Linked DNA regions of Homo sapiens: region 2 is linked to region 1. A link is a loop called in an ENCODE intact Hi-C map of the cell type or tissue named here. Cell type or tissue: CD4-positive, alpha-beta T cell. All regions are shown on one strand.

The links. Hi-C counts contacts between places; a loop is a spot of excess contacts. Peaks named below come from ENCODE experiments on the same cell type or tissue, not always from the same donor. Only the 100,000 strongest peaks of a DNase experiment are listed, where the experiment ranks them.
Region 2: a loop joins it to region 1, with 8 times the contacts of the local background. A loop is called at or near these places in 1 of 110 quality-filtered maps.

Annotation. Positions count from the first base shown.
Region 1 is chr14:99,234,073-99,236,572 of GRCh38, forward strand. All of the region lies in intron 2 of BCL11B (BCL11 transcription factor B), which reads right to left. Among named protein-coding and RNA genes, the nearest start is that of BCL11B, 37 kb to the right of the region's middle. In CD4-positive, alpha-beta T cell, no CTCF peak of the experiment used is centred here; DNase peaks (open chromatin) are centred at 429, 989, 1,319 and 1,749; H3K4me3 peaks cover 2,500 bases; H3K27ac peaks cover 2,500 bases.
Region 2 is chr14:98,551,133-98,553,632 of GRCh38, forward strand. No RefSeq gene overlaps it. Among named protein-coding and RNA genes, the nearest start is that of LINC02914, 160 kb to the right of the region's middle. In CD4-positive, alpha-beta T cell, no CTCF peak of the experiment used is centred here; no DNase peak of the experiment used is centred here.

The DNA of each region.
Region 1 (2,500 bases):
GGCATGACTCCATGGATACGAAATGTTCATAAGAGGCAAATCCACGGACACAGAAAGTAGCAGTTGCCAGGGGCTGGGGGGAGCCAGTAGGGGTGTGAGGGGTGGCTAATGGGCACAGAGTTTCTTCGGGGGGTGATGAAAATGCTCGGGACTTAGACAGGAGTGACGGCTGCACGACATTGTGAATAGATCCAAAACCACTGATTGTACACTTTAAAATGGTCAATTGTACATCATGTGACTCTTACCTCAACTTGAAAAAACAGCCTCAGTACCTGTCCCAGGCTACCTCCCAGCCCCCATCCTTCCTCAGAGGAGGGGTATTTGCCTTTAAAAGTGAAGCTGGGAAATCCAGAAAGCACTTAAGGAGCGCTTGAGATGTGGGACAGGGTATGCACCCACACACGCACAGAGGAAGCCACCAGAGCTCCCAGGCCGCACAGCCTTGAGGACCGAGAGGACTGGATTCAAATTCCTCCTCGGCTGTCTCCTGGCCTCGTGACTGAAGGTGAGTCACTTTCTCAGAGCCTCAGCTCCCTCAACTTTAAAGGAAGGGTCAGGTCAGCCCTGAGCCAGAGCCGGAGATCCAGGAAACTCACCAAACGGTCACTATCATTCTCTTGCTTTCCATTCTGAAACTTTCCCCACTCCCTATGGTCCTTTCCAAGGCATCATCGCTGCCCAGCGAAGAAAGCAAGAGGATGTTCTCTGAGCATAGCAAAGCGCCCTGCAAAGACCTGCAAGACACTCCCAAAAAAACGCTGGCTTTGGAGGTCTATGCACAAAAAAAAAAAAAAAAAAAAAAAAAGTCTAAAAATAAGGCCCCTAAAATGCCTCTTCTTAGGCTCCAAAACAGGGCAATGCTAGATAAGCTCATTCTTGATGCCTTCATGGGTTTAAGCATTCCACAGGGGTCTGTCACCCGTCTCTCTTCTAGAGGGACTTTGCAGAGGCTCCTGCTCCGTTCCTCACACATGCGCACTCACCCAGCGAACACGCCCACCGCCGAGGAGCGTGGAGACACAAAAACGCCTGGAAAAGCCCCATCCGGGTTTCAGGGGGAATTCGAGCCTTCCCCACCCCTGAAGCCTCTGGGGCGTCCCCTCCCAAATGGGAGGATTACAGATTCCATGTTCAGAGCTGGAGAGAGGTGGTCTGGAATACACTGTGCAGGAGACGAGTATTTTTCTCCCTACTGGTGCCTTTCAATTGATACATTTTTTTAAGCTGAGAACTCCTACTGATAGTGCAGAAATGAGTCATAGATCAAGGAAGGAGACAGCCAGGGAGGCAGCGCGTGTGAGTGAGGGACACTGGCAAGGGAACCTGACAGTCCCCGCGCCCCCTCCCCCCATGCCAAGACATTAATTCTCACAAGTCGGAGAAAATTACTATGCATGAATGCAAAAAGCATGATCAGGAGTAATTAACATGGCTTCATATGCAAATTTTATTAATGCAGAAGTACAAAGTCATTATGCAAATGAAACTTACGTCAACTCTCTTGACAAATATTCATCTCTGAGGCTCAAGTTTCTCCCTTTTTATTTATTTATTTATTTATTTTTCTCTCCCCCCTCTCTTTTATCTTGGGCTTCTTTTTTTTTTCTTTTTTCTTTTTTTGGTGGGGGAAGGACAGCGGGGGGAAGGAGGTGGCGCTGGTGGACGCTACAGCGGTGGCAGCAGCAAGCCACAAGGACTGTTTGACAAGTTTGCAAAGTTGTTTTCCAACCAGAGAAATTTATTCTTGCATTGTTGATTTTTTTTTCTTTTTTTTGGTTGTTGGCAGGTACAAGACAGCTCATAGGAGAAGGGGGAAAAAATTAAAAAAATTAAAAAAAAGCTCTGGGCAGCAGGCAGCCAATCAAAACGCCAGAGCCTGTAATGAGGGCGATTGATGGCTGTTTGGCTTTTACTGCAGGGTAATGAACTAGAATCCAGTCTGAGGAGGGGGAAAAATATGAATATTCATGAGACTGTGCTCCTGCCTTTGATGATTAAAGAAATTTTTAATATTCAAATAAGCGCTTGCCAAGTGATTAACAAAGAACAAGCACGCAGAAATATGGAAATGGGAGCCGGGAAAGATTTGAGAGGCGAACGTACTGTGCAGGAAAGGCAGCGCCAAATTTCATAAACAAGATAGGCAGATAACCCAATTCGCACGCGGGCAAATAAAAATATTTTTTTCTGATCACTTAAATATTTTGCCAGCTACTTTGTCTTAAGGATGATAGAAAAAAAATGCTAAGTATTAAGAGCGTGAGGGGGAAAAGAAATAACGTGAAGTCAAATGCCTGGCTCACATTTAAAAATCATTATCCTGATCCTAGCTCATCTCCTCCCACCCCAACGGGAAATTAGGATTCTTTTTCCGGTTTGCTACAGAGGGAAGATGGAGGAGAAGCCAGCACAGACTTGAAACTCCAGTGTGTGAGATTCAGGCCTGCCTGTTCTGGGTAGGCACAGGCATGAACTGTGGTCATCTGGCACTTCTAGG
Region 2 (2,500 bases), 680 kb before region 1:
AAACCACCACGGCACACATTTACCTATGTAACAAACCTGGATGTCTTGCGCATATATCCTGGAGCATAAAATAAAATAAAATAAAATAAAATAAAATAAAATAAAACAAAATAAAATAAAATTTAAAAATAGCTCCTAATCCAGCTCGGTGAGACTCAGGAGCAAACTTCAGAGGAGTATTTTATTATGGTTGGCAAGGAGCAGGAATATGTCAAAGGTGCTGGTGTAGGAGACTGTCCTTCCTCTGACTTGTGTTAGGCCAGACATTCTGAAGTAGACGTGACCATTCCTAGGTTTCTTGAAACCTTAAGCAAGGGGGTCCTCATTTATCCCAGTGCCTGGCCCACTGAATCTCAGTAAGGAAATACGTACTAAATGCAAGGCTGGAACTCCAGAGCATTTGCCTAATGAACAAAAGAACCGTACTGAGTTCTACTGAGGGCATATGCCAGGCAGGAACTCGGGGGAGGCATGAGTGTCCATATGTGGCATCAGAGAAGGAGGAGGCAGAGGTCACCGGGCTGCCTTCTGGTGGGCAAGTTGGAGGAGGGTAGGCCACTCAGAGCAGATGCAAGGAAGTAAAAATGAGTTTCCCCTCAACTCTACCTGCTCCAGCTCATTCCACTTGGTTCTCTAGGAATACTGAGGTCATTCTCGCCCTCCATGCCCACCCCATGCCTACAAACCCACTTGTGCTTCACATACATAAATTGCTGGATCCCGTGGCCACCAGACCTTGAAATCAGTTCTACAGTGTGTTTTCAAACGTGTGGAAGACCCAGCTATCCATCCCTTCTTATCCACAGTCCCTTGGGAATGAAAGGGCAACAATAGATTCATTTCACAAAAATCATCACATTTACATATTTTTATCATGAGCTCAACGAATGATTTTAATTAAACCGTTTTTAAAGAGGGTAGAGAGGAAGAAAGGCAAGATGGTAAATATTTAACACCTAATCAAGGGGAGAGAAGCGTGAAGCTGAAGCCCTCATTAAGCTGCACAGAGGAGGGGGGCTTTGGAAGCTGCCCGGGTTGGAGCCCCTGCCCTCCCTTATCAGGGAGGTGACACTGGGCCAGCTGTGTCACCTCTTTGGGCCTCATGTTTATCATCTAGGAAAATGGGGAGAGTGCCAACCTTCTGGGATTATTGTCAGGAGGGCCTAATGACATTAGCAATAATAATGGCCAACATTTCTGGAGTAGAAACTGTGGCCAGGCATTTTATCCATATTGTAGCATTGAATCCTTGCGTTGACACTGTAAAGGAAATGCTGTTCATTTCCTCAGTTTACTTAGGAATAAACTGAAGTTTAGGGAAATTAAATATCTTTCTCAAGGTCTCATAGATTGGCCTTTAAACTCTGGTTGTCACAACCCAGGGCACACATTTTTTGCTATTATTTTATCTTGCCTAAACTCTAGTGCCTGAATCACATATGTACACACTCCATTTCTAAAGTTCAAGCCAAAGAGCTTGTCCAAATATGCAACTTGTCCAAGAAATCCAAATATCTTCCTAATTATTTCTACTATGACTTCTAATACCATCATATATTAGTAGAGCATCTTACAAAGCATGCTTGCAAATCTTTTCCATCAGAAACACAGAGTGGCCAGAGATTAGAAGAGTTAGATCGTTCCACCAGGGGCACCTTTTACATGGAAGCAGGCTGCATGAGACCAGCTTTCCACCATCCAAGCACCTGTTTCAGAAATTGGTCAGCCCCGAGAGGGGAAGACCTGAGGGCAAGAAGAGAACCTCAGACCCCAACTCTCGGGCATCCCCTGATCCATGGTCATTTTCAGGAGGTAAGATTTCAGTCTGTCTCATTTGGAGGGTGATTGGATGCACGAAATTCAGCCAGGATGCAGGAGATGGGGGTAAATCTTAAAGCGCGGCCCTTTCAGCACTGTGCTAAGTGCTCTGTTGAGATAATTGTATGGCTGTTTCTGCAATCAGTTCTGAGAAAATTGCTCCTCCCAAATTAGCTTCCCCTTATGCAATAATTTTTAGTTGATGGCATGGAATCACAGCAAAAAAAAAAATCATATATATATATGAGCAAATACTGGACAAATCGACAGGATACATTAAAAGAAAAGGACACTTTGATGTATGTTACAAATATATCTGAATAATACTCCCACGGAAAAAGTTTCCATCCATTTTCCTCTCTCCCTTTTTTCTGCCTTTCCTTCCTCTTTCCCACCTTCCCTTTTTCTCCTTTCCTTCCTTCCCTTCCTCATCCTCTCTCTTCCTTCCTCTTTTCCTTCTTTTATTCCTTCTCTTCCTCCTCCCCACTTTTTCTTTTTATTCTCCTCTTTTCTCTTCCTCCACGTTCTCACCTGTTCTTCCTCTTACTTAATTACAATGCTGTCTGGTCTACTAACTTTCTGAATCAAGGAGACAGATTTGATCTTCCAGGCAGAGTTCTATGAAGAAAGACAGCTTTCACAAAGCTTTCCACGTAGGTAGTTATTTAGCATTACCCTCGTC